Linked DNA regions of Homo sapiens: all the other regions are linked to region 2. The links are chromatin loops, found by intact Hi-C in ENCODE. Cell type or tissue: heart left ventricle. All regions are shown on one strand. Each heading gives the region's core, and the rest is flanking DNA. Links, peaks and the distances in the headings are about the cores only.

Region 1 (10,053 bases), core at 2,315-7,314, 84 kb after region 2:
TCAGCTTCTTTCTCCAGGAAACTGATGGGATCAATGAAAAGAAAATAAAACAATTCAAAGAATCCTTTTTGAAACAAGAGTGGCATTGGCTAATTTTTTTTTTTTTTTTTTTTTTTTGAGACAGGGTCTCACTGTCACCCAGGCTGGAGTAGAGTGGTGCAATCATAGCTCATTGTAGGCTCAACTTTCTGGGCTCAAGAGATCCTCCCACCTCAGTCTCCCAAGTAGCTGGGATTACAGGTGTGCGCCATCATGCCTGCCTAATTTATTTTTATTTTTTTATAGAGACGGGGTCTCCCTATGTTGTCCAGGCTGGTCTCGAACTCCTGGGCTCAAGCGATCCTCCTGCCTCACACTCTCAAGGTGCTGGGATTACAGGTGTGAGCCACTGTGCCTGGCTGGGTTAAGAACCTTATTTAGAAAAACACAAAACACCACTTTCTAAACATAGCATATGAATCTGCCAGGGTTGGGGTACCAAAGCACCACTGACTGGGCAGCCTAAACAGCAGACGCTGTCTCACAGTTCAAGAAGCTGGAGTCCAAGACCAAGGTGTCAGCAGGGCTGGTTCCTTCTGAGGGCTGGAAGGGAAGGGTCTGTTCTAGGCCTCCCTCCTTGGCTCACTGATGACTGTCTTCTCTGTGTGTCTCTTCACATCATCTTCCCTCTGTGTGTATCTGTGTCCAAATTTCCCTTTTAATAAGGACATCAGTTGTATTGGGTTAGGGCCCACCCTGATGACCTCACTTTAACCTGATTCCTTCTATAAAGTCCCTACCTCCAAATAAAGTCACATTCTGAGATATGGAAGGTTAGGAATTTAAGATATGAATTTGGCAGGGGGGAAACACAATTCAACCCATAACAATAGTTTTAAGGAAACCAAAAGCATTTTACTAAAGTATAATTTTCTCAGGTTAAATAATTACCATATTCCAAAAGAAGTCTCTTCGGTTTTCCCTTCTTGGAGATAAGACATTTCACTTTGTGCTTTCTCTATATCTTACCTTAAAGGACCTATAAGTTCATTTCAATTAGTCTAATATCATAGCTGGAAACAAGTAAAAGCATACTATCTACTTTAAATTAAGCTCTGCATGAGTTGATGTTACAACGCTTCTGAAAAAGGCCATATAGGAATGTATCTCTCAATCTACTGAGGAGCAACTGTAGTCACTTTGGTATAAAAGAGAATTGGAGCCAGGTTCAGTGGCTCACACCTGTAATTCCAATGCTTTGGGAGGCCGCGATGGGTGGACTGCTTGAGCCCAGAAGTTCAAGACCAACCTGGGCAACATGGTGAAATCCTGTCTCTACAAAAAACAAAAAAAATTAGCCAGGTGTGGTGGTGCACACCCATAGTCCCAGCTATTCGGGAGGCTGAGGTGGGAGGATCACTTGAAGCTGGGAGGTAGAGGTTGCAGCAAGCTGTGATTGCAACACTGCATTCCAGCCTGGGTGACAGAGTAGACCCTGTCTCTGAGAGAGAGAGAGAGAGAGAGAGAGAGAGAGAGAGAGAGAGAGAGAGAGAGAGAGAGAGAATTGGGAGTGGCTTATTAATAACACAAAAACTAGGTTTCCAGTTTTGATTCTGTGTGTGTCTGAGGCAGAACCTAAGTAGGCCCCAAAAGCCACCTCAAGAGTGGCTGGCAGTGGGCGGCCAAGTTCAGGCCACCCCTCTTCATGCCCCTCAGCATCGAGGAGGAGCCCCGGCTTGGTTCTTCCTCGTGTGCCCTCTCTCACCTGCCATCCACATTGTTCTGTTTTTCAACACTGCATTTTCTTTCCAATGGAGGATCTCAAGAAGACAACCTTTTAAATAAACGTGGTGGGATGAAAAAGGCAAACACCCACAAACTATGAAAACAAAATCAGCTGTACTTCTGGTTTCAACCCAGAGGAATTCCATTTAAATCCACATTTTTTCAAAGATCTAGAAGGCTGCTTACCTTGTCCCTGAAATGTTCTAAATAAGGACGGTTAAAGTTTCAGCAGTACCAGTTTTCAGGTGTTTGAATCACAAACCTTTACGAAAGAAAGCACCTTCCCTGAATTTTTCAGCCACTTCCTAACATGACATACCAATGTCCCTCCATTCACTACTGGTTCAAAATCCTCACTGACCACCTCAAGAGACAAGTAAACCAGACCTGCAGCAGATACTGAGGAGGCCAGGTGTGTGCCTGGCAACGGAAGGTAAGCCTCAGATGGACTTTTCCTATCCTTTAGAAATGTTTGGTAAAGTCTAAATCAAGACTAAAAATCTGGTAGGCTTTTTCTCTTCTGAGCAAGAGTGAATTTGTTAGCCTTAAATGTCTGGTACTATGTTGGTAAAGTAAAATGATGCGTTTTACTAGCCAAACACCCATTTCCGGCCCAGTCCACAGCTGAGGTGCCTTTTTGAGCTACCTCAGGTTCTACTTCAGAAATGTTTGTGGCACACAGAATCAGAACTGGAAATCTACTCTATTCTTTCCCATTTTGGTGTTCTTGTTACCATGTCACTGCAATTTTTTCTCTCTTTTTTTTTTTTTGGAGACAAAGTCTCACTCTGTCGCCCAGGCTGGAGTGCAGTGGTGAGATCTCGGCTCACTGCAACCTCCACCTCCCAGGTTCAAGCAATTCTCCTGCCTCAGCCTCCCGAGTAGTGGGGATTACAGGCATGAGCCAACATGCCCGGCTAATTTTTGTATTTTTAGTAGAGATGGGGTTTCACCATGTTGGCCAGGCTGGTCTCAAACTCCTGACCTCTGGTGATCCACCTGCCTTGGCTTCCCAAAGTGCTAGGATTATAGGCATGAGCCATCGCACCTGGCCCTAATTTTCATTTAAACTAAAAACTGTGTAGATTCTATTACTATGTGTCCTCCCAAAAGATATGTTAAGTCCTAACCCCCAGTACCTGTGAATGTGATCTTTTTTGGAAATGGGGTCTTTTCAGAGGTAATCAAGTTACAATAAATTCATTAAGGTGAGCCGTAATCCCATATGACTGGTGTCCTTGTAAGAGGAGACACAGACATACACACAGAGTGCGGGCCACACATCGACAGAGGCAGAGACTGGAGCAATGCAGCTGTAACCCAAGGGATGCCCAGCATTGTTGGGAGCCATCAGAAGCCGAGAGAAGGCAAGAAGGGGATTTACCTGGAGTCTTCGAGGGAACGTGGCCCTGCCAACTCCTCCAAAACTGTGAGAGAAGACATTTCTGTTGTTTTAGGCCACCTATTAATAGTTTGTGTTAATTTGTTACAGTCACCCTATGAAACTAGTACCCTCTGCAAAATAAGTCAGGATGTATTTCATTGAAAAGGCATGTCTGTACTCAAGCTATGATAAAGTATTTATAACAATCGCAAAGTGACGCTGGCCAAATGGCAGGTTGCCCTCTCAGCCTCCCGGCCTGTGTCTGTGGCCTCTTGGTTAAAAAGCAACAGAAGCATCTACAGCTTTACTCCCACGTTTTAGTCTTAATTCCTGCCAGGGCACTATACACCTCCTCTCCTTATGCAAATATATTTGTTCATTGTGATTGAGGTTTGACTTCAAAACAACAAAATTTCTAAGGAAGGCATCTAAAGTTCGATCTGTTCTCATCAGTGACGTCCACAGTTAAGAGGCCACAGACGGCACTTCCTCAAACCTGCCTTTTCTAAACCTCAACTTCTTGCTGAGTTATACAAAGGAACCAGGACAAAGGGCCGCCAAATGGGTTCTGCGCTCAGTGCAACACCTGTTTGCACACCCCTTGTACTCATGTTTATGTATTTCTTTGAGCATTTCTCTCACAGGCTGTTCTCTAACTGCAAAGAAAACTTTGTGAAAGATGTTTTGCAGACACAGTGATGCCGGGGATGTGAGATGCAGATAACCCTTTCCCCCAGGCTCTCTTTAAATACAGGATTCATTTCATCCCCTTCTTAAAGCACAATAATCCATCCTTCTTACTTGATTTAAATAGCAACTGCTATTTACAACAGGAGCTCCATGTTACAACTGTTTTGTTCCTTGGAGAATTGTTTCATTCCCCTCAGTTGCCTTTAACTGACACCTGACTAAACTCAATTAGGGATCACTTCGGGAAAGGTACCACCTCCACAACTCGCAGGGAGAGGGAAGAGCAGGAAGAAACGAAAGGAAGAAAGCTGGAGTGTGGGGAAAGTTGGCACGGATGCTGAGAGGAAAAGGAAAAAGAAACTAAAGATGAGAAAAAGGTGAGAAAAGAGAAGGCAAGTGAAATTATATTGGAGCACACTAAGAATAATAAAGTAGCATTGTAATGTGCTTTGTAAACTATAAAGCATAATAAAAATGCAATGTGGTATTATTTGCAATATTTAAATAGGTGCTTTTGTGTGTGTGTTTGTGGATATGAAAATCAGCTGGTACAGGGATCCCTTGGCAGGGCAACCAGTGGCCCATTCTAAGCTGTGCAAATTAAAGTGGGTTCTTTGGTCTGTTGCAAGGACATTTTTCTACTGTGAGTCACTGTCATCAAGCCAGTCCTGGCGTTATTACCCAACAACTCCATGGCACGGAGCCACTTACACCCAGTGCTGGGAGGAGGTGCCCACTCAGATAATACTGGTTCTTGTAGCGGGGCGCCTTCCCCACGTACATCTAAGATGTCTGATAGCTCTCCTATGTCTTGCTTTAAAACAGACAGGATGGCATTTGGTGATGTAGGCCATCCCTATCTTCATAGGGGTCTGTATTCCAAGAGCTAATTTTCAGATTGTTTCTGCATTCTCAACAACTAGGTCAGATGCCAGTGCTGCCCTTTCTAGCTCTGTGATCTCAGCAAGTTACTTAACCCCTTTCTGCCTCAATCCCCTCATCTCTAAAGTGGAGACAGTAATCATATTTCATAGGGTCCTTGTGAGGAGTAAATGAACATATATATATATAACTATATATAACATATATTATATATGACATTATATAACATATAATATATATAACATATTATATATATATGTGTGTGTGTGTGTGTGTGTGTGTATAAAATAGTGAGTCCCTGATATGGTTTGGATCAGTGTCCCCACCCAAATCTTAAATTGTAATCCCCAGTGTTGGAGGTGGGGCCTGGTGGGAGGTGACTGGATCATGCGGGTGGTTTCTCAAGAATGGTTTAGCACCATTCATCTTGGTACTGTCCTTGCAACGGGAGTGAGTTTTCTTGTGAGATCTGGTGGCTTAAAAGTGTGTGGCACCTCCCCCCTCACTCTCTCTTGCTCCTGCTCTGGCCATGTGAAAGGCTGGCTCCTCCTTCACCTTCCACCATGACTGTAAGTTTCCTGAGGCCTCCCCAGAAACTGAGCAGATGCTAGCATCATGCTTCTTGTACAGCCTGCAGAACCAGAAGCCAATTAAACCTCTTTTCTTTATAAATTACCCAGACTCAGGTATTTCTTTATAGCAATGCAAGAATGGACTAATACAGTCCTAAACAAGCGTTTAGTGAAAACTGAGGGGAGGGTGGTCAGCTAGCTCCCAGAGGCCTAGCTAACACAGAATAGAATTTACTTTCAAAGCTTCTGCATCTCTTTTCCATGTAACATTTTAACCAAAAGCACTATCCTTGGTCATAACTGAGACCCAGTTTCTATGTACAATATGCTTATTGCAGATTTGTATCTACTGTATAAACAATGATCTCAACTTTTTTGATTAAGCACTTAATCAGGGGAAAAGAGAACACTCCTGATATATGTGATTTTTATAATTAAAAATAATCTATGTTTTACTTTCCAATACAGTATTGTTAACCAAAAACACAAATATAGAAAAATTTAAAGGATAAAGTGAGATAAAATATACATATTCAAATTTTCTTCTGTATCCTAATACGTTGTCTTGCACCCATTACTTTGAAAAGCTGTGCTGTAATTCAGGTAAGCTAAGCCATGTAACTTAGAATTAGTCTTGGCCAAATGATCCACCTTGGACAATAAGAAGTACGCAAGAAGTAGCATTCTCAGGCAAAAGCCTTTCCGGCCAGTGTGTGACTCCTCTTTCCCTTATATTACGGTAACCAACCATGGTCTGGGGAGGAGCAGCTCCTTTGCCTGGTCAGTGAAAGAGGGTAACAAAGAGCAGAGACCCCAGCTGACCCAAGATGTGGCGCAAGTGTGAAGCAAACCTCTGTTGTTTGTTACTGCTGTACAACTTAGGCCATCCTAACCAGTGCTGGAATATTCGTTAATGCTGCCATCCCTAATGAGTCACAATTAACGTGGTTTAGTGTAATTCTATTGTGAGGCACAGCATGCTCACCTAGCAAAACCAGAGCACACGTTTTTAAAGACAACGTTAAAATTCCGAAATAGTTCAGTCCCTTTCTTCCATGTTTTAGCATCACTTCCATTCCCCAGGAGAATGCTTCAGGAGATCAATGTGTCAAATGATGAAACTACTCTCATCACCACCAGTGTTAGTGATTTCAAGTGTGCACGTACTAATCCCCCACCTAATAACTTTTCTGAACAAGTGGAAGGCACGGGATCTTCAGTGACAAATGCTCTGGTTTGGTTTGCAAACTTTGACGCAAATCACTCTCTGGTGACTAAAATTGGAAGATGCCCTACAGGAGTCTGGCACTGCTGCATACAGGCCTAAGTGCCCCCATGGGAGAATCAGCTTTTACCCTGGGCTGATGTTTTCTCTGGGAAAAATGGACTTTCCACACCCTGCCCCCTAAATGCATTCCCATGCTCCATGACGCCACGGTTGTGCTCTTGGTAAAGAATATTTAAGTTCTGACATCATGATAACCATGGGTATTATTCATGGTAAGCTCACAAGCCTGGGAAGGCACATTCTGTACTCTCTTTATCACTGAAGTCAGCAATGGTTTTAAAAATAGCATGGCTCACACACCCAGGGGACCACTGATTCATTAATGGCCAAATACACACTACTGTGGACTCCTAACTTGTATGGTGTTTTAGATTGTGATTTCTAGAATCAAGGCACACACATTTATCATTTCCCTCATAGGAGTGTTATGCTGTACTAATTTATAAATAGAGATCTGCAGATCCTAAATGAAGGAACCCTCAAAAATTACAAAACCAGGATTTGACAAGCCGTATGATTTGTGACTCCAAAATGACGTAAAATGTAATTAATGAGAATATCTACCAACTTGGTATAACTATGATATGTCATACCTAAATAAAGAGAGATGATGTTACAAAGATAATTGACACTAATCTTAGTGAAGTCTAGAAGTAAGTCATAGGTTTTTCACTGTCGAGGGGGGAAGGGAATATTTGATTCTAGATATCCCATGCAGGTTCTTTAAGAGAAGTATCCCATGAGCAGAGAATGTTTTCATGATTTATAAATACATTTAGAAGTACATGACGACTTAAGCCTTTTGCTTAAATTCTGTGCTAAATAAGCAACTTTCTCATCTCTTACTGGGATTCCAGAGAGGACCTTCTGACCAAGGAGAAAATACCTTGATATGTAGGCCTAGCTTCTCTGGATGCTAGGATTATCTCTCTTTAAATGATTCAGATTGATCCATCAGCCTTTTATAGAATTAGTTAGTATGAACCAGTCTTTTAGAACCCAATAATCCTTAAATTTATGGAGTCAAATTTCCAAATCTGCTAGGCTGAGGACTGTAGAGGACAGAGTGAGCAGCATCCAGGAATATCTGCTGAGCACCTACGATGTCCAAGCACCACCCCAAGAGTGGCAGGTGACCACTGGCATTGTGAAAGAAAGGGCTACCTGTTTTTCAGGTCAACAGGACGAGATGGGCCAAGGGGAGAAGAGATAACTGACCACAGAAGGAAGTCGCAACTGTTGCCCATTGAACGGTGCAGGCTTCAGAGAGTGGATGGAGTGCTCTCAGAGTCAGCGACCCCTTTACACACGAGAGTGCACCCCAAGGCGAAGCCAGGGGTGAGCTGAAACACAGAGGCCAGTGAGCACTGGGTTCCAGGGACAGATGAGACCCATTTTTATTTAAGATTCATAAGCCATCCACTGCCTACAGGACCTGGGATAGTGTGCAGATACAATACAAAGCACAATATGAAAATAAGATAAAACAGGACCAAACCCATCTAAGGGAACATCAGGAAGAATAAAACCATGCCTGTGGTTGAGGGCTCTGCATTGCAGTGAGTGACAAAAGGGTCTGGAAAGGCTGGAGTCAGCGTGGCAGGTCTTTGGTGCCTAGTTTCGATTTTGTTCTGTTGAGGAGTCACAGGAGGTGGCTGAGAGGGGAGGGAGGAATGGTACCACTTCTGAGTGGGAAATGAAAGCATGTGGCCAGGGGCTTGGCACCCACCATGAAGGCGCATCTGAGAGGCGATAGGAACCTGCAGGGAAGGTGCAGACAACAAACTAGAGGGATGACCCAAAGACCCTGGCACTGACAGGTAGGAAAGGAACCACGATAATGTGGAAGCCACAGGATCAGGTGACAGGAGAATGAAGGGAAGGCTGGTCCCCTTTGGCGTCCTTGCTGACTTCAAGTGGCAGAGGAAGGCATGACCTGGTAGACAGAGGGGCCAATGCCCTGAAGAAGCATTCACCAGGGCACTGCAACTCTGTTTCCAGAAGGGGCTCGCACACACCAGTGTCAGGGTGGCCAAGGTGCTTCCCTGAGGGAACTCCCACAGCAGGACGCGGAGAGCACACCCTCCTGGCACAGATGCCCTCTGCTCTGCCCTGATTCCCAGGGAGGGCATCTCCAAGGCCAGAGCTGACCTGAAACAAAATCAGCTCTCAGGCACTCCTAGGAGTTACTGTCCTGGGCCAATACCCTTTGTTGAAGCTGGGAGGATGCTATCGAATAACATAAAAACTTAATGCCTACGCTGGAGCTATGGAGTACAACAGGAACTACAATCCTACAAAACACAGCAACCCTTGCGGAACCACAAAGGCCAATCAAAGCCATTTACCCAACTAGGGTGCCTCATGTTACGCATAAGATATTAACAGAGAATGTCCGAATGTATGTTTTCCTTCCAACGGCTGGATGCAGGGAAGCTCTCTGGTTCTTTCACTAGCATCAAGTATACTCAATTTACTCCTCCAAACAAGCCACACAGGCCCAGCGCTAAGAGTCTTCCCTGTCAGTTCTCAAAAGGTGGTCAAGGGGTAGAAACTCTGTTGCCATCTTGCACCATACGGCTCTCAGCAGCTCGCCTTGTGGTCCTGACCTTGCCAGCCAAGCCCTTTTCATTCCGTTTTAGTTAAGCAGAAAATGAAGCTATCAGCTCCATTTCCACTCTCTCTGCATGAATTCATTTCCCTTTTCCATCCTGGCTCAAACTACATGGCTCATATAGTATTCCTACCGAGGTCTTACCTTGCTAAAGATTCTTCTCTTCTAAGACTTGCTGAATCCAAACAAAAAGGTGGGAGGACGTATGAGGATACATTCTAAGGGGCAACTTGAAATATAGGAAAGGATACAAGAATAATAAGCCCGTTGATTTCTTGTTTCCCAGCTTTTACACCCACAAAATCCTAAGAATTATTAAGGGATGGGGAATGTCTATGGAAGTGAAGTCAGTGACCCAGGAATCTGTTTTCCATACCTACTCATGCCATGAAATCCCATTAAGTCACCAGAAATCCCCTGGAGGATAAGCTCTAACACCAGTTAGTGAAAGAATAAAAATCACTGCAATTTGCTCATTACCCCAGCTTTTCACCCAAACCATGGCTGAAAATCGCTAGAAGCCCACCTTTCTCCTGGACTGCAGGAAAATGAGCTGCCAAGGGCCCTGCACATCCGGCCTCTGCTACACCAGGAGTTTGGGGCCGGAAGCTCCCCAGTGCCCCATTGGTCCTGGGCCGCATGAAGTGATTCAGAGCTACAGGGTCACGACTAAGCCATAAAATAAGAAACAAAGAACAAAATGAGCCTTTTCTTAGTTGCAAGCTAAAATTTGGGGAAAGTGATTAGAAAAAAGAAAAACAGTGCGGTTGCTGGGAAGGCCAATTTCCTTTTACTCACAGGAAATCTTTTCTGCTGATTTAAGAGCAGAGCCACACCTGCTCACAGACCAAATGTCAGC
Region 2 (10,053 bases), core at 2,615-7,614:
TTGGTGACTTTTGTCAAAGAATGTGCTCAACAAATGTTTGCAGAAGCACCTATCAGCCAGAGAAATGGAACCATGTGTCTCTGCAGGTGCCTATCTATGTAATCTTTTCATATGTATACTGCTCCAGGCTCTTTTTAAATGTTTTTATCTTTTTTTTTAATTATGAAAGAGAATATATATACAAAGAAGTATACAACAAAAACGTATACCTTAACAACTTATTGGAAAACAAAGACCAGTGTCACTACCAGCCAGGTGAAGAAACAGAGCACTGTCAACATCACAAAAGCCCTGTGGTATTTCCTCCCATCCGCTGTCCCTCCTCCTCAAAGGGGCTCTGAAGTCACCATGTGTGGGAGGTGACATGCAGCCTGCACACTCAAGCCTGGGTATGGGTGCACATCGGTGTGGCAGCCCCCATGCCTCGCTGTGCTCTGCCACTGTGCTCAGATGAGGCTCCTGCCCAGGTGAGCGCAAAGGCCAGAGGCTGGGAATCCCAACACAGTGGCTGAGAAAGGAGCCAGGCCTCAGCCATTCTTTTATGATGGTCCTCATCATGGATCCTTTTGTTGACTGTTTTTCTTCCGATTCATTGTTAGTCTGTTGACTGAAGCCGAGGGTTGAAACTGGGCATTTAGAGCTGTGTTGGGAAGCCTGCTGATTCTGGGAAGGCCTAACCCAAGTCCCACTGTCACCTGCTGTCACTTTTCAGCTTTCTGGGACCACTCTTCTTTTCTCTGCACTGGCAAGGGATTTGGAATTTCAATTCCTGTGGATCAACTGCAGATGTGGCGTCTTCACTTTATTCAGCCTGGTGATGTTACCCACTTATAGTGATCATGAGATGTGAGGCTGGGGAAAAGGCTGGTCTCTTCCACACTAACACATTAATTCAAGGTTCACCCTCTACTCTAGATGGATGCATACTAAGAAAGTAACATCACTTATGTGCAACTTTACTGATTTAAATGCAAAACTTCTCATTGCTTCAACATTTAGCTTCGACTGGTTCATGGTGAGGCCTCAATAAGTGTTTGCTGGATGAATGAATGAACCAACAACAGGCAGAAGAAACACGATGCTTTCCTTTCCAAGGTTCCCAGTGCCTCCACTGGAGAAGCCCCGAATCCCCAACTCTCAGATGAGTGACTGTGCCATAGACAAGGCTCATCTTTGGGGTATTTTCTTTCCTTACAGCACCATCTGATCATGTGGCTTGTGGAGCTAAGTCACAGTCAGTCTTTATGGCTGACAGTCTGGGATAAAAGACAGAAACTTGCTCCTTCTTTGAAAGGGAGATACATTCAGTGTCACCAGCCGGAGACATACCAATTAAGAGAACAGAAGCCAGAAACTTGAGCTATGAAAAGGAACCCACTCAGTAAAAATGTCAAACACAAGTTAGAGAGTGAATTTCCATTGCAGCCTAAGGGATATTCCAATAAAACAGGTATCGTCTGAGGAGGTCTCCCCCACTGCACTGTGTGTTAGGTGGAAAACTACTGAGAAAGCAGGGCCGAAACCCACTAATACCCTACCTAAGCAACTTTCCAAATAAAGCCACTACTCCTGGCCGATGGAGTAGGCTCTGATCCTGTAAGTACAGGATGCGGCCTGACTCTAAGCAGGCAGGTGTGAGTGCGGTGAGGGGAGCCAGGTGGATGAGGCTGGCCTTGCTCTCTGGAGACGTGCACGCCATCAAACCAGCAAAACAGGACTCACTGAGGGTATGTTTTTTACCCAATTTTAGAGCAGGGAGCATCCACAGAGTAAATGTGGCCATGGCCCGTCTGCTCACAGCACTCCTGGTTAGGACCTGCTGTGGTCCGGACAAGAGCGAGCTCTCACGGTGACTGGTTGGTTATTCCAGCAGGAGTTAGGAACAAGAAGATCTTGCCAAACAAAATGGGCATAAACTCCAGGTCTCCAGCCAAGGGCAGCTTACTCAGGGGAAACCTTCCAACACTCAACTTTTCTTAAAGGAGCTGAAAAAGAACAAACCAAACCAAACCAAACCAAAGTTTGCCTTCTTGTGTTTGGGTCACAGAGGAAATACTAAGCTGGCTCTTTACACCTCCCACTAGGGGGCGCTGAAGTGCAACAGACACAGGCTCGGAAAGCCACCTGAACCTTCAACTTCCATGGAGACAGAGGGACGCGACCCACTGGGTAAGGGAACAAACGGTTCCCTTAAGGCTGGTGCGGTGGCTCACCCATGCACTGCCAGCACTTTGGGAAGCCAAGGCGGGAGGATCACTTGAGGCCAGGAGTTCAAGAGTAGCCTGGGCAACATAGTAAGACTCCGTCCCTACAAAAAATTTTTTAAAAAATTAGCCAGGAGTGGTTGTACACACCTGTAGTCCCAGCTACTCAGGAGGCTGAGGTAAGAGGATGGCATAAGCCTGGGAAGTCGAGGCTGCAGTGAGCTGTGATCACGCCACTGCACTCCAGCCTGGGTGACAGAGTAAGACCTTGTCTTAAAAAAAAAAAAAAAAAAAAGGAAAGAAAGAAAAGAAAGTTTTCAGATGAGGATACCACTGCTCCATCTTCTCATTAACCAGTTTTCTTATCCTAACAATGGGGCCTCTTTGTAGTCCAAGAACAGGGACTCTCCTACAGTGCCTTTGGAACGGAGCAACATTCAGCAAAAGAGATGAGAATGCTCATTTTGTTCTCGTGAGCCCCAAACACTACTCCAGCCAACTGAGCTAACCAGCTTATGGAATCAGGGAGCTGTCACACATCAGCTGGGGCTTTGGGTGGAGAAGGGAAGAAAGGAAGGCAGGAGGAAGGGAGGGAGGGACTCTTGAGGGAAGTCAGAGAAGAAAGAGTGAGGGGCGGTGAGGCAGCACCTGAGACTCTTGGTGGTCCCAGACTCTCCCTGAGCACACCCAGGCTTCCCCTCCGCACCTCTGTCAGTGGCCCTGTGGAAAGCATGTCTGGCCTGGCTCTCATGGAAAGCCTTTGAAGCTTTCTACTCAAACCTTACCTGCTCTAGCACTCCCTGCTGACTGAGGCTCCCTCCTGTGCTCTATTCCTACAACGCTAACTATGTCTCTACTGCCAATTCAGCTCTTTCACTCATCCTTGCACTGATAGTTTTTTTTTTTTTTTTTAAATAAGAATCATCTATAATCAGCTCCTAGACTGGAAGCATCCCGAGGCCATGGCCTGTGCATGACTGATCTCTGTACACCTCACAGCACCCAGCGTACAGCCTTGTCTACTGGGGTGAGAGGGTCGGTGTCTGCAGACATTGGGTGTCATTGTTCACACTCATGAGCTGGAAGAAGCTGTGGTTTCATTATCTTCTTTCCTACCGCCAAGCACTGTGCTAAGAACAGTAAATACCCAATACACAGATGTTTGCTGAACTGAGTAGCTGATTGTGTGAAGAAGAAGTGAAAACTGGGATTTCTTACTGTTTATTTACTTTTAAGGAAATAAGTGGCTCTTTTAGTTCTTCTCTGATAATAAGGATTTCAATGGTGAAATGTGAATAGAAACCTATAAAGCTCCACTTTTTAATAGGAGAAGCTTGACATAGGGAGTTTGTATCTATCTATCATCTATCTATATCTATCTATCTAGATATCTATATATATGCTGAGGAATAGTGGGTGAAAAGCAGGTGATAAAGGAGATACTATTTACCTACCTGAAGAAGAAGAGAGAATAAGTGGAGATAGGGAGGAGGCAGCTAGGGAGATTTTGAAAATTCAATTAAAAAAAACCCATAAGCAATTAAACCCATAAAAAAACCTGTGAGATGTTTGAAAGAATGACAGTGATCATTGGTATGAACAGCTTAGTTTCTTTTTTGCCAAGGAAGAAAAGTTTTGTGGCATCACTGGAAATCAGCGAGGGCCTGCCTGGCAGGCCTGTCTCTGTAGTGTCAGCTGTGTAAGTAGGTCTTTGTATGGTTGTATTTAGGCTTGTCCTGGATTCCCCCAAGAGATCAAAAGTTCCTTGAGGAGACAGAACCTATATTTGCTTCCCAGGGAAGTGCTCAGCTGCCACACAGCTCAGGGTGGTGATGCACACAGCAGGAGTTCAATCAACATTAACCCGCTAAATGGAGCTAACCAAATTCCACCCCCAGTCTGAAAGGCTCTGACACAGAACTGTCTAGTTCCTTTTCATTTGGCCTCAAAAGGGGTACATTTTTCAAAAAACAAAACAACCCCACATACCCCAAAGTTTCAACCTGAGATTCAATTTTGAATTGAAGGCTAAGTGAACAATTCTGCCTAACTCTTTAGTAAGTCTTGCTTGTGTGAAAATCAAACAGAAATCTTCCCTCTTCCCTCTTCTGGGTTTCCCTGACTATATAGAGGTTGATAGACTTCAGATGATCACAGAACCCAAAGTTACAGGCCATCACTAGGGAGTCACAGTTCAGACCAGGAAATCACTAGCGGCAGAGAGAAGCGTGGAGGGAAACGACGTTGCGGCTTTCGGGTTACACAGTGGAAAGGCTGATGAAGGGAATACGGCACACAGTCCCCAGCCTTGTTACTTTATCCCCCCGGGATAGCATCAATAGCTTACATGGGAGTGAGCATCATTCCTGCTTGCACCTTCACGTCCGGTTAAAACGATTCTATTCTGCAAGCCAGAGCTTAGGTTCCATCACTTCCTACCGAGCAACGCCCCCCACCCTTCTCATCAGCCCCGTCTGCATCATTACGGAGGACGGAGGACGGCTCTTGGGATTGTCTTGCTTGGCAGTGGAGGGCGGAGCAGAAGGAGGGAGAGGGTGCTGCGGGTTTTTTTTTTCCTTTCCCCGTATGTATTGTGTTCAGTGTGGACAAATATTTGTGTAGTCTGTATTTACCATTAATACTAGGATAAAGTCATTAGTGATTCGATTTTTCTATGGAAAGAAGCAAGGCATTGGGCGGGTGGAGGGGGAAGCAAAACCCCAAACGGAAGAACAGAAACTCTAAAAGCTGGCGTCTGAAGGTATTATTCAAAAACAATATGGGAAAAGGCAGCACCATATTTCCTCTGTTCTTCTAAGGGGAAGTTCAGAAAAAGGTCAGAAAGAGAACAATGCAGGCCATCTATCATAGCAGCCTCTAACCTAGAGGTGACTTGCCCGCTGCAGCCTCATTTCTCAGTTCTGTAATTACCACCCCTCCCACAGACTGGACACCACAGCGGCCTATGAATTATGCATTTCATTTCCACCTCCCCACACCCTGACTCGGTGACCACTGCTGCGGCGGGTGGCTGCGGGGGGCGGGCCGATGCAGCACCCCTTCCCCCAGGTACACGCGCAAATGTTACAGGGCCCCAGAGCCCCGGTGCACACCCGCAGATGCTGCTTGTGCTGACCTTCAGTTCCCAGCCTAAGATTTTGTTTATTGAGCAAATAAGACTAGTTACCAGTAGGGATTTTCCTAGGGGAAAACACACTGGGGCACCTTTTCTTCCCCTTCACGTTTTTATTCAGGCAAAATCTGGTTAAAATGAATATTAAGGGTGGTCTTGAAGGAGGCAGAGGTGATGTAGAGCCTGAGGGTATGTGTGTGTGTGTGTCTCCTGCTGTTAGAATTCGGGGGGGTGGTTTGGAAAGTGGGTCCCAGAAATGGATACTGCTGCAGGAACAGGAGCAACCCTGCTCCTCCCTGTCTGTGCCTCTGATTAACTGGTGCCCCTCTCCTACCAATTCAGAGGGTCCCAGAAAACTTCTGGGGCCACCTGTCTTCACAGGTGCTACTGGTATACCAAAGCAGGGACTACTCTTTGTTCAGAGTGATTTTCCTTTCAAATCTTTACAAAACGTTAGGTTTAGTAGAGAAGTTGGTTAGGTTTAGTTGCTCGAGCAACTGAGAGACCTAGGAATACCCCTGGAAGCAGACAGGGGTAAGCAGCAAGCGAAAGGGTTCCCTTGAAAAGCAAGGGTTCTTCTGTTTGGTACACCTCAGTCTATCGCTTGAAGAGGTGGTATGGGTAGGATTTTAAAAAATATTTTTAAAAAGTGACTTTAGATACATTCAGGGAAGACAGTTCTAAGATGGGATATAAAAATAGGATATTTAGGCCAGGCATGGTGGCTCACGCCTGTAATCCTAGCACTTTGGGATGCCAAGGCAGGCAGATCACCTGAGGTCAGGAGATCAAGACCAGCCTGGCCAACATGGTGAAACTCCATCTCTACTAAAAATACAAAAATTAGCTGGGTGTGGTAGCATGAACCTGTAATCTCAGCTACTTAGGAAGCTGAGGCAAGAGAATCGCTTGAACCCAGGAGGCAGAGGTTGCAGTGAGCCAAGATTGTGCCACTGCACTCCAGCCTGGGCGACAGAGCAAGACTCCATCTCAAAAAAAAAAAAAAAAAAAAGGATATTTAATTTCTGAGGCTGATCTGGGGAACACAATAGTAAGTGGGCTGAATATTAGGTGCAAATCACTATGACATATATTTTATTCCCTTCGGGTTTTTTTTTTTTTTAAACTATTCTCAGGGTTGGACCATTTGTTCATAAGGGACCGACTGAGGGTTGTGATCACAGCTGTGACAGCCAGCCCTTAAGATGGCCCCTGAGGACCCAGTTCTCCTGGAAGTCAACACCCTGGTGTGGTCTCCTCTCACACTGAGCAGGGCAAACCTGTGTAACCAATAAGACAGCGCAGAAATGACAATGTGTGGCTTCTGAGACTAGGCTGTAAAAGGCATGTGGCTTCTGCTTTTGCTCTGCCTTGAATCACTTACTCTGGAAGAGGACCCTCAATGGCCCTGTGGAGAGATCCACGTGGATGGAACCCAGGCCTCTGGCCAACAGCCAGCTCTGGCTTGCCAGCCACAAGGGTGACCCACCTGGGAAGAACACCCTCCAGCCCCAGTCACGCCCTTGGGTGACTGCAGCCTGGGCTAAGAGCTCACCGCCACCTCATGACAGAACTGGAGTGGGAATCGTCCTGTCATGTTGCTCCCAAATTCCTGGAGCACAGCAACGGTGAGATAATGTTTATTGTGTCAGCCACGGAATTTTGAGGTACTTCGTTATGCAGTGACAGATACTGATTGGGCGTCTCTAAGAGGGGAGGGAGCACGCAGAGAAGCTCTGGATTTGTGTTTCCAACAAGCCTTAGGTCAGCACCCCCTGATACCCAACACATCACTAGGTCCTCCATCCAGCCCCTGCCCTGCCCTGATGGGAACCAATGAAGCACTTTCTAAAAAGGTAGGAGGCACAAGGAAAACACAGCCTGAGGAGGACTTCCAAGCACCCAAATGCAGGCAAGACTGAACGGATGGCATGAAGTTTGCAAGCTGCTATTCCACAGGATGAACCCGGCACAGAGACAGACACTCTTTGGCCTGCATAGATATTAAATTTTTTCAACTAGCTATTAACATTTAGAACTCAGGTGATATTCCTAAAAGTTTGGATTTCCTGCTGAAAATCAAAAGCTCTGGCAACTCTGGGCCACTTGTCAGTTCGTGGTCACAATGACCTGGGGCTGGATAAGGCTGCCCTCTGCACGTGTGTGTCACCAGATGCAGACCTTAGTCATTACCAGCTCACTGACCACCTACCTGGCCCTGGAGGCACTTGAGTTCGTGACTCCTAGGAGAGAGGCGAGCTGGAGGGGGACAAATGAAACACTTACATGAAATCACTGCTTTTAGCTCTATAGCGGGGGCACTGTGGAGAGGTACACAATTTGTTTTCTTTTATTAAACAAACAAACAAACAAAAAAGGTTTAGCAAACAGCTGCCCCAGAAGGGACTTCTTAGAACTTACAAGGAATGTAAAATGATTATTCCACTTTACATTACACAGTGTGAACTTTAAGAGGAGAGATCCGATGTTATGTTTCTGCAATGTTTGTTTATGGAGGTCTTCGTTATATAAGACCTCCGTGGAGAGGAACTGCAATGCTGGAGTCTCACTTTGCTGATCTGGCTTTCTACTCTAACAATTATTTACAATAACATTAGAGAGGAAGGCTCTGGCGCCATAACTCAGTGAATATCTGCCGGATTCTTCCCTCCTACAAGATACAATAATATACCCTTTATTGGCCTTCTCCCAATTCTCCATTTGAAACAGGATTATAATCAGTTTTCAGAGTGGCTTACTCAGGAATTAACTAGCCAAGCACTGGATCACTGCTTCTTGAACAATTCTGTAGTCCTTTGCACATTTTTGGAAAAGGAATGTGATGTCAACAGCCTCATGTTCTTGAGAATATCCTTCCTAGGTGGGCAAGTGCTGGGCTGGGGGAGAATGGGGCCTTGTGTTTGCATAAGACGCTGCTCACGAGTGGCTTTGTATAAGACAGCAGGAGGAAGGCATTCTGTCTGCCTCCCCCTTCCCCTGAGCTCGGGGACATGATTGGATTATTGAGTGATTATGTAGTAAGTTCAATCACTGATATTTATTGAGCTCCCAGCATGTTCAAGACTCTGCTAGAGGGTGATACCAAGTCATGGTTGCTGTTCTCAAGAAGCTTATCATCTCGTGTACACGTATGGAAAAAGGAATACAGACAGAAATCATGAATGTCAGATGCCAGCTACGTTTAGAGGGAGCAATCTCTCTCATTCAATAAACATGTATTGAGCATCCATTATGTGCTGGGCACTAATTAGAGAGTGAACAAAAAAAGACAGTCTCTGTTCTCATGGAACTTGAACTCTAGTAGACCTCAGCGGACTCCACTCCAGGCTGGGAAGAACAGGAGAGAATTCAAGGAGGCAGAATTTAAATAGAATCGTTAGGTACCACCGACTTCAGAGTTGAGAGAAGGGAGAGGGCACTGCAGGTAAGAAAACATCATTAACGAAGGTACAGAGGCAGGAAAACACAAAGAAGACTGTTCAGGGCCGGCACGGTGGCTCACGCCTGTAATCCCAGCACTTTGGGAGGCCGGGGTGGGTGGATCATTTGAGGTCAGGAGTTTGAGACCTGGCCAACATGGTAAAACCCCACCTCTACTAAAAATACAAAAATTAGATGGGTGTGGTGGTGGGGGCCTGTAATCCCAGCTACTCAGGAGGCTGAGGCACAAGAATGGCTTGCACCTGGGAGGCTGAGGTTGCAGTGAGCCGAGATCACGCCACTGCTACTCCAGCCTGGGTGACAGAGCAAGACTCTGTCTCAAAAAAAAAAAAAAAAAAAAAAACTGTTCAGGAGAACAAGGAAGTGACACAAGGGCTAGGGCAGTAGGAGCAAGGGGCAAGTGATACCAGAGCAGAAACAGCGTCACTGTCATCCTCGATGCTAACTCTGGACCTCCTATGCCATGGTGCTGAGGCAGGACAACAGCTGCTCTTTGATTTCTTCAGAGAGCAACTACAGACAAAGAGACATTTGTCTGTAAACATGAGTAACTGGAAAATGCAGTGCTGAGGACTATCAACTGTTACAGAATGGGTGGTGGGATTTAGAGATCTTATGGGACAAATCACACCTCCCACACCGCCATCTCGTATGGTAAAACTCTGACCCATGGACCTCGGGAAGGAGGCCTCTGCCTCCTGTTACAGACATGCCATTGAGAGGCACAGGTGATAAGTGAGCAAAGGAAATCAGCTTCCACTGCCTCAAGAAGCACAGCCTGGGATTACCTGACCTGGTGTGATGAAAATCGCCAAGTTTTATGTTGCATTAGTGAAGATTTTCCACTTGTACAATGTTTTTTTCTTTCCAAAGGTGGGGGGAACAAAACATGCTCCTCTGGCCTCCTCGAGACTGTTGTTGTTTTTTTTTTGAGATGGAGTCTCGCTCTGTCGCCCAGGCTGGAGTGCAGTGGCATGATCTCGGCTCACTGCAACCTCCACCTCCCAGGTTCAAGCGATTCTCCTGCCTCAGCCTCCTGAGTAGCTGGGGTTAAAGGTGCCTGCCACCACGCCCGGCTAATTTTTGTATTTTTAGTAGAGACGAGGTTTCACCATCTTTGCCAGGCTGGTCTCAAACTCCTGACCTCAAGTGATCTGCCTGCCTCGGCCTCCCAAAGTGCTAGGATTATAGGCGTGAGCCACTGTGCCCAGCCAAAACTGTTTCTTTACTACAGAGACAGGTTTGTGTATGTGC
Region 3 (10,053 bases), core at 3,393-8,392, 51 kb after region 2:
TGGGTCTCAAAGCGTTCTCGCCACCTGCCAAGGTTCACTGATTGAGACAAGCCCACCATTCCCTGGTGGCCTGATCATTCCTGTGCGCATGGTCCATGGTCACATAAAAACAGAGATGGGGCACTCAGCTATGATAAATGGGGGAGGTAGTGTCTGCTTTGGTTTAGTGGAAAGATGTCAGTTGAACAGAGAAGGTGGAGGATGAGGGCTGGAAGGTGCAGAGTGAATGGGCAGGAGGACAAGGCTCTGCCTGTTAACCCCAGGACAGGTGACTGGCAACCATTTATGGGGCAAGGCAATGGCCTAACAGTTGCATGCAGACATTACAACAGAAAAGGAACAGTCAAACAAGGAATATCCTGCAAAACTGCTGAACCTGTGATATTTATCTGCCTCAGAAAACTGTTAAAACACAGAAATCCACAGGCTCGCCCCCTATTATATGGCCTGCTAATGTTTACTGGCATTTTTCCTAGCTAGCTGCTCCTAAACGTGCTCTTGCCTCTGGCTGCGAGGTTCGCCATTTTGTCAAGAAAACAAAACGCCTGTCTGTAGCTCAGTGCACGGACTTCACTCACAAACACCATCTCCATGAAAAAGTAATAAAAGTGAAATATAGTTTATTAATATTCATACTGTCTCCCACTGCCAGCAGCCATAAGTGTTCCATCATTAGAGGAGCAGGCTGCTTGCGGGCCGATTCCCAGGGAGCCGTGGTCCTCGTCATCAAAGTGACCATCACAGTGGGTGGCTCAGAACGGAGGGTTAGGCCTCACCGGAACTGCACGACTACTGTGTGGCCCGGGGCTGCCTTTCACCACCCGCTAGTTAGACAGCCTTGGGGGCTCGCCACTCCATCTCTTGGGGCCACCATGAAATGGGAAATGGGGCTGAGAACGCCAACCTGATTGCCTGACATCAATGCTACATGGGAAGGAAACCTCTGTACTTGAGAATAGAAGTAGATATATTTAAGCTTGAGGACATTAAAAAGTTATTCAAGAGGCCAGGGGAAAGCAAAGAATCAGAACAAATCAGAACTGCTCTACAGAATGGTTTACAGGACAAACAGTTCATTAAAACCCATATAAACTTCCAAGAGTAGAAAGAACACACACTCAAGATGAAAATTTAGGAAAGGAGGATTTACAATAGTTCCAAAATATAATCTGCCAAAGATGTTTTGGACAAATTACCGAAAACTATGGAAGAAGCATGACTCAGGGATGAAATGGCTACAAAACCACAGTTCAGTGAAATCCTGTCCCACAGCTTAACTGTGATCAGAGTGATTTCTGTCTAATTTTCTGCACTGGACTCTCCTTGGGGGAAGGGCCTAGTTCTGATTCATCATAGCACACTGTCTTGCTCCTAATAGGTGTCCAATAAATGTTTCCTGAATTAAGGGGGGAAGAAAAGTATTAACAAATCAGGATTTGAGGAAGAACAGACATTCTAATCAATGTTTAAGACTTCGGAGAACTGGCCAGAGGGAGAAAAAGTGTGCTGCAGATGAACAGAAGGAAACCAAGGCAAAGAGAATGTACCCAGAAAGCCATTGATAACGTGATGTTTGTTGAAGGTCAGTGATTTTGTTGATAGTAGGGTGGGGGATGCAACTACGTAAATACACAGTGGTAAGATGCAGATTTCTTTCTTATATAAAGGCCTGTGACAATGAAATATAATTATCCATGTGGCAAACCAGGAATGGGAAGAGAAAAAAAGCAGTCTTGGCTGGGCAGGGTGGCTCACATCTATAATCCCAGCGCTTTGGGAGGTGGAGACAGGAGGATCACTTGAGGCCAGGAGTTTGAGACAAGTCTGGGCATCATAGTGAGACCCCCCGCCACCAATCCCTACAAAAAATTTTAAAAACTAGAAAGGCACAGTGACACACACCTGTAGCCCCAGCTACTGGGGAGGCTGAGGGAGGGGGATGGCTTAAGGTCAGGAGTTTGAGGTTGCAGTGAGCTGCGAGTGCACCACTATACTTTAGCCAGGGTGACTGAATGAGACCCTGCCTCAAAAAAAAAAAGGTAGAAAAAGAAAAATGCAGTCTTTTCTGATTAGGGAAGATAGTTGATGATAAAACAAAACCAAACCCAGATACTTTTCACTTCCTCTAAATGGCAGCACAAAGAAATGGACATAAAAGTAAAGGGGGCGGGGTGAAAAGAGTAAAGGGGGAAGAGTCACACAGGCTGAAAGGAACACTCACATCTTCCTGGCGTCAACACTCAGAGGTGACACGTTTCAGAGCATTGCTTCCTCAGAGAGATGAATGTTTCTGTGCATCCCCACAGGCCAGGCACTGCATGTGTGGATTTCATCTAATCCTTAAAACTTCTATAAGACAGCATTATGATCCCCAGTTTAGGGGTCAGGAAGCCGGGATGCAGAAAGTTAAGTAACTTGCCAAGGACACACGAGGGTAGTCAGTTGCAGAAATGGAATTTTATTTAGGCTTACCATCTCTAAAGCCAACTATACCACAGACTTTAGAATTATTGAAATATCATAGACAAAATACTCCCCCTTTCGCCTCCTCCCCGACCCCCTGCCAGGGATCAGTCCTTCTTGTAAGACAGAGAGAGCACCCAGAGGCAGCTGGCCTGGCTTTACCTCCTGCCTCGCTGTGCACACTACACCTGTTCTTCAGATAACACCACCACTTCCATCAGGGCAACGCCGAGCTCTGCTTACACACAGGTGCCCAGGGGCCTCAGAGAGAGCTGCAGTAAAGCTGCTCCTTTTCTCTCCGAGTGAAGGAGAAAACAAAATATTTACCTTACTGTTTCAGCCTACAGCCGGAAAAGTATAAATCATCTTCGCAAATCTGCTTTTGTCAGGATTTATAAAATCAGCTCCTATGGCGACGACACAAACACAGCTCTCAAAGATACTCTCATTCTACCTGGCATCTCTAACAATGCTAGGTCCCACGTACAAATAAACCAAAAAGGGCCTGAATCTCAGTTCCTGGTAAAAATCTCATCCCATTCCTACTTAGCCTAAAGGTTTTTTTTTTTCTGTTTAAAAAATAATTAAACAGAAAATTAATTTTTTTCCCTTTTCTGTTTAAAAAATAATTTATTGAGGTGAATCACATGCGTAAAATTAGTCTTTTTAAAGTGAACAACTCAGTGGCATTTAGTACATTCATCACTCATAACGTTGTACAAACCATCACGTCTATCTAGTTCCAAAATATTTTCATCATTTGGAAGTAAAATCCCTTATCTATTAAGAATTTATCCTATTATCCCCTCCTCCCAGCCACCAATATGCATTCTGTCTTAATGGAATTTTTTTTTTTTTTTTTTTTTTTTGAGACGGAGTCTCGCTCTGTCGCCCAGACTGGAGTGCATTGGCACGATCTTGGCTCACTGCAGCCTCCGCCTCCTAGGCTCAAGTGATTCTCATGCCTCAGCCTCCTGAGGATTACAGGTGCACGCCACCACGCCTGGCTAGTTTTTTGTATTTTTAAGTAGAGACAAGGTTTCGTTATGTTGGCCAGGCTGGTCTTGAACTCCTGGCCTCAAGTGATCTGTCCATCTTGGCCTCCCAAAGCGCTGGAGTTACAGGCATGAGCTACTGCACCTAGCCATCTTAATGGATTTTTCTATGCTGGGTATTTCATATAAAGAGTATCATACGATACGTGTATGCCTTCTTTCACTTAGCATGATGTTTTGGGTGTATGTTCATGTTGTAGCATTTATCAGTACATTTTTCCTTTTCGTGGCGAAATAATATTCCATTGTATGTCTATACCACCATTTGCATATACGTTCATCCACTGATGGACATTTGGGCTGCTTCCACCATTTGGCTGTTGTAAACAGTGTTGCTATGAACATGCATGTACAAGTATTTGTTCGAGTCCTTGTTTGCACTTCTTTTGGGTGTATACCTAGGAATGGAATTGCAGCAATCATATGGCAATTCTATGCTTACGTTTTTGACGAACTGCCAAACTGTTTTCTACAGTGGCTGTGCCATTTTACATTCGTACCAGCGATGTAAGAGCGTTCCTGAAAAAGTTATTTTAAACATAATTTATGAAACAAAAATCCTGAAATGATTTTCATTAACACTGACCTTTGTAGCTCATGAAAGGATTGGGCGATTTATATAACAGCTTTCCTTCAACAGGCCCTGTGAAATCTCTAATCCTTACCACCCACCCCGCCACCATCAAGTACAGGGAATATGTTAATCACCAGCACAGACACCCAGAAAGGTTCCAGTCTAGCTCCTTGACCAGGACTAACACCCAGGACACAGCTATAGAACAAAAGTTCCAAACCTCAAAAGTTCCATCAAATGCAAGGAGGCATATATTATACCACAGATTTTACATGCAGCAAGAAGTTACAGCAGAGAAGAGCAGAGTGCCCAAAGAAAGATGAATAGAGAAATGAAACCTGAGTAGGACCTTGAAGGACGGGTATAATAAATAATAAAAACGACGACCCACGCAGAGCACACAGCACCACAGCTGCCACGATCCGAACAACCTGCTTGACTGAGGGCGGCCCAGCCGGCTGCCGACGCACAGTAGCTTGGGCAGCAAGAACCGTGAGACAGAGATACTGGAGAGTGGCACCCGCCATCTCTCCCACCAGCCTGGGGCAGTATCTCATTTCCCCAGGGCCGCAGGGAGTACATCTCCTGAAAAAGATCTCCCTTCCTACTTGCTAGGAAAGGCGATGTTGTCATGTTTCATTAGAAACATTCAATTTCTATGGCAAAACAAACTCAGCAATCCTCACGCTGTGCAGGCGAAATGGAAAGTATTTAAGTGTGGTGAGTCTCGCTTGCTAGATGGAAAGGAGGATAATGTGAATATGTATAGGCTCCCTCCCCGCCTCCTCTTTATCACCTGGGGAAGAGGACCATGCTTAGGCCACATGTACCTGCCATCCACAGCCTCCAACCCAGCAAGAAGTTACGTTTTGTCCAGGAGAAGTCTCACTAAGGAGCAGGAGAGTGTAAGCCCCTCAGGTACACCCTGCTATCAGGAGGCAAGGCTGGGCCTGCAGCTGGGGAGGGTGGAGCTGGCATAGGTCCCTCTGCACCAGGCACAAGGTGGCCTTTCCCATGGCAGAACCCCTCACCCTTCACCTTTGGTGATCTTAGGAGATGACTGCTGTCCAGCTGGCATGGCTGTCACCTGCATCCCTCCCATTGACATTCTCAGGGTCAATTCCAGGCTGCCCCAGGTCTGAATCCCTCACAGCACTGGGTCACAATCTGCGCACGCCAGGGGTGTGCGGAGTGAATGCACAGATGTGCCCTCCCGGGAGGCACACCCTGGAAAACATGCATGCTTCCTGTGGCTGCACACTATGCCACCTTTGTCTGGGGCACTGAATCATTAATTCTGGAGCAGGGGCAGTGCTGCTCTGTGCAGTGGTGTCAGCATCATCATTGCCTCGGACAGAATGGAGCAGTGATGCAGATATACGACGTCTGTGCTAACCAAGCATGAGGTTCCCAATGGGACAGGAAAACAAATCCTCAGTGGCGCTCTCTAGAGGGCAGGACACTTGCCTGTGCGAGGTGGGGGGAGGGGAGGGCTGACGTGAGACTGCTGAAATCAGACGTGTTTTCAAGGGTGCCTGAGGCCAGGCCTTTCTAGAGGAGCTGGGGGTTTCCTGCTGTGCACACCACAGCCTGGGGACCCTCAACACGCCTGCTTTCTGCAAGGAATCATCTGGACAGAGTGGGACACAGAGGCTGTACCGTTGTAGTGGTCACCAACATGTGGGTGACCTGAGGCCACGCACTGACCACACAGTGCCCTACGTGATGGGGACAATAAGGCTGCAAGAGCTACCTCAGAGCTATGATGACGGTCACAAAAAGCCCTTTCCTGCAAATACTCAGAAAACGTGAGTCACCATCATCAGCAACGACCTGCTTCAATACAAACTCTTATGTTTAGTTCAAATAGAGAGCCATGCACCCAACTTCTTAAATGGGTATTTCCTTTGTGTACATCCACGCTGTATTTTCTGAAATCTGCACGTTTACAGTTAACCCTCCCACTCTGGTCAATCTATAAATGATATTTCCTCTCCTCAGTTCATTTCTCTCGTGAGGCTTTCTCAGCAGAATTCCCCTCTTGGTCCATGTGGGACTGAGTCTCGCAGGCAGCACTGCGGCTCATTTTTCTGAGGCCTTCCTGTTCCTATGCTCTCACTCAAACGGGGTGTGCCCAGAAGAGATGGTCTCTCTCCAAAGAAGCCCCAGCACATTCCTCAAACCCAGAGCGGCCTCCTCCTTCTGCAGAGCCATGCACATAGTAGGTATTCAAAATCACTTGCAGAATAAACTTTACGAAGCCAAGCACTGAGAAGAAAGAAAAGACAGACCTTTCTATACAAACCTTGACATGCAATAGAAAGAGAAACAGTTCGGAAAAATTTAAAAATAGCACATTTCTCAGAGAAAATCTATCTTCAATCTTTCTGTTTCTGTCAGCGCCAGCACCAAACTAACTGGGACCTGCATGGCGTCCTGTGGGGAGCCACGTGAATGCGTTTCTTGCAAGGGCAGCCCCGATGGAGGAAGGTAAAGCAGTGAACCGGCATCACTCCAGAGGCTGGAATTTCTCCTCTTTGTGCCCAGTGTCTAAGTCGGGTGGTGTCTGGAGATTCCCTATCTACTTCCAACGTGTCCACCTGGATTAGTCTGAGAACCTTAGAAACACAAACAGATAGCGGGAGGAGAAGAACAGGGAAAAGCCAGGGACAGAGAGGCCACGGTGAGAAATAGTAATGTATTTATAGTCTCGGCTAACTGCAGGACGTGAAGAGGCTGTGAGGCTAGACATGAGGCTTAAAACTTACCAAGACCTTTCCTGTTCCCAAAGCCCTCACCTAGAACGTCGGCTCTCATCCAGTGAGCTGTGGCAAAGTCATGTCGGAGAGGTGGTGAGACTTAGCCCAACTCACATAGCTGGCGGGACGCTGAGACCTACGTCTCTCTGTCTCATTACCCTAGTCTAAGCCAAGGGTGGCAGGCCATTCGTGTTCACCGTACAACCAGTGGATACAATCAGCCTTGGTTCTCTCCCCGGGTTTAAGAGCCAGACCCAGGGCCTAAGAAATATATCATTTCTTTGGGGATCAAATGGATAAATGAATAAGAAGATGGATTATACTAAACGCAAATTATTTAGAGGAGGGATAAATCTCTTTTGGTTATGGCAAAGGTAGCACTTGAGTTTCACAAGGGGAATGGGGCAGAACTGGGTTTGGAGGCCTGGAGGCGGGGGAAGGCAGGGAAGGCACCTTATGCCAAAGGCACCGTGCAGACTGGAACGGACGGTGAGCAGGTCAGGCTGCTGCAGAGGCCACATCGGGAGAGAGTGGCAGAGGGGCAGGCTGGGGCTACCCAGTAGGACTTCGAATCCCAGAGCTTCTAATCCCAGGTTAGGGATCTGGACGTGGGAGCCAAGCAGGGAGCACACGAGGAGCAGAGAAAGAAGAACACGCTTTAGGAGGTGTCTTTTGAGAGCAAGGAAGGGCAGTCCCTCCCAGTGCTGCTCCAGACTCCAGCAGCGCAGGCCGGGGCACGAGACAGCGGCGGGAGAGGCTGGGCAGCCTGATCGTAAGCTCAGTTCTGCAAATATTGGGGCCTCTTGCTGCCAGGAGTGGCCCTGAAAACCCACATCTTACACTGGCTGCTCTGAGCTGCAGAGGACACTGTGGAAGGACATTTACAGGCTGTCGACCCTCTTATTTCCTCCAAAAAAATAAGCAAATGCCCCTGTGGAGACAGGGAAGCATCCTGGCTCTGAGCCCAGCATGTGGCCTTGGGCCACAGCCCAGTCACGGGGGTGCATATCCCGGGTCGAGCTGCTGGGACCACTCCAGGCACAGGGACCCTCGCCGAGGCCCAGCACTTAGAATGAGGATACGTACCCCATTACATCCAGGACAAAGGAAGTTCTCTCCCTGGGGGCTGGGGGGAGACCTTTCCTGCAAAGCCAGCTGCTTCTCTGTAGTAAGCTTGAAAATGCCCTCAGGAGGGAGGGTTGCCACAGGGGAAAGCTGGTTTTGAGATAACGATTACAGGGAAAACCATGATGTCTCATGCATGGGCATGCAGGCCATGGGCGTAAATAATCATGTCAGAAGCAAGGGGAGGACTCCTGGGCACACAGAGGACCCCTGGGCACACGGAGGCTGGATCAACAACCCCACTCAGCCTTCATCTTCTCTCTGGACTTGCAAAGTCCTGCTATTTCAGCCATAATAGTTTGTCACTTCTCTGTTTCTAGTGGTCAGTCCTTAACTTTTGGAGGACAAGTTGATGAGCCACATACACAAAACAGCACATAAACTAAAGAAACTGCATGCTATCAATGCTTCCTCCATCAGCAGCTGTTTACGCCCCAGAGTTGTTTTCGTAGGTTCCCCTGTCCGGCCGTTTCCAGAAATGACTGGTTACCCTCCTGGCCATCCTGTGACAGGATGAACAAACATATCTTTTTTACCCAAACACAGCACAACAAAACAAAAACAGGAAGAAAAATTAGGCATGGTACGGCTTATGGGTTTAATATTATCAACAATTTCCCTAGAGGTCATTAGGGGTAAATAGATTTAAAATCATTTTGAAAATATTTTAAAAACGGAAAGTTCTATGAATTTTAGCCCATGTATAGATTTGTGTGACCACCACCACACTGAGAATACAGAACAGCCACATCATCCTAAAACCTCCCGCTGCTGCTCAGGGTGAATGTTTGACTTTCACAAGTGCGGACATCATCTGGCTCTCTTGGTGCCAGATCTATTTATATTCTGGGGGTTCGTACTTAGTGCATTTTATTTGCCAATGTAAGTTCTAATTTACAAAAAGAGGAGGACGAGAAATCCTTCATGGAGGTCAGAGGATGACAAAGAAGTGGCACCAACAGTTTGTCCCTCATGTTCTGGCCAAATAAATTTTATGGCAAACGTCCACATATATAAGGCTGTGACTGGGGATGACACTTCCCCAGTCATGAGAATTAGGACGAGGAAGGAGCTCTAAATACAGAGAACACCATGCACCAGTCTACCTGCTGCCACTGGATACACACACAGCAGCACATGTAACCAACACATACCACACCCAACACATACACCCCTCCACACCCACACTATATCCAACATACACACCCGACACACACCACACACACACACACCCACACACTACACCCAACACACACCACACACACACCCCACACCCCACACACTACACCCAACACATACACCTCCCCCACACCCACACTATACCCAACCTACACACCCAACACCACCACACACACACACACGCAACACATACTACACCCAACACATACAACCCCTCCACACCCACACTATATCCAACATACACACCCCCAACACACACCACACACACAACCACACCCAACACACACCACACCCAACATATACCCCCTCCACACCCACACTATATCCAACATACACACCCAACACACACACACCCAACACATGCACCCCCTCCACACCCGCTATACCCAACATACACACCCAACACACACCACACACACACCACACACACACACCATACCCAACACATACACCCCCTCCACACCCACACTATATCCAACATACACACCCAACACACACACCACACCCAACACACACTACACCCAACACATGCACCCCTCCACACCCACACTATACCCAACATACACACCCAACACACACCACACCCAACACATACACCCCCTCCACACCCACACTATACCCAACATACATACCCCACCACACACACTATACCCAACATACACACCCAACACACCACACACACCACACCCAACACATGCACCCCCTCCACACCCACACTATACCCAACATACACACCCCCAACACATACCACACACACACCCAACACATGCTACATGTGCCCACACTACACCCAACACACACACACACCCCAACACACCCCCACACCCCATACACACAGCAACATATACATACCCCATGTGAACACATACAAACCATACACATGCCTACCATACATAAA

Evidence for each region. Hi-C counts contacts between places; a loop is a spot of excess contacts. Peaks named below come from ENCODE experiments on the same cell type or tissue, not always from the same donor. Only the 100,000 strongest peaks of a DNase experiment are listed, where the experiment ranks them.
Region 1: it touches region 2 in a loop (3-fold over the local background); 30 of 110 quality-filtered maps call a loop at or near these places.
Region 3: it touches region 2 in a loop (2.1-fold over the local background); 16 of 110 quality-filtered maps call a loop at or near these places.

The regions. Positions count from the first base shown.
Region 1 is chr7:139,727,843-139,737,895 of GRCh38, forward strand. The region is part of intron 1 of HIPK2 (homeodomain interacting protein kinase 2); the gene reads right to left. Among named protein-coding and RNA genes, the nearest start is that of HIPK2, 45 kb to the right of the region's middle. In heart left ventricle, for the core only: no CTCF peak of the experiment used is centred there; DNase peaks (open chromatin) are centred at 3,379 and 4,539; H3K4me3 peaks cover 761 bases; H3K27ac peaks cover 5,000 bases.
Region 2 is chr7:139,644,021-139,654,073 of GRCh38, forward strand. The region is part of intron 2 of HIPK2 (homeodomain interacting protein kinase 2); the gene reads right to left. Among named protein-coding and RNA genes, the nearest start is that of CLEC2L, 130 kb to the left of the region's middle. RefSeq lists an enhancer at 5,326-5,595. In heart left ventricle, for the core only: no CTCF peak of the experiment used is centred there; DNase peaks (open chromatin) are centred at 5,227 and 6,821; H3K4me3 peaks cover 449 bases; H3K27ac peaks cover 4,635 bases.
Region 3 is chr7:139,694,556-139,704,608 of GRCh38, forward strand. The region is part of intron 2 of HIPK2 (homeodomain interacting protein kinase 2); the gene reads right to left. Among named protein-coding and RNA genes, the nearest start is that of HIPK2, 78 kb to the right of the region's middle. In heart left ventricle, for the core only: a CTCF peak has its summit at 5,533; no DNase peak of the experiment used is centred there; H3K27ac peaks cover 1,861 bases.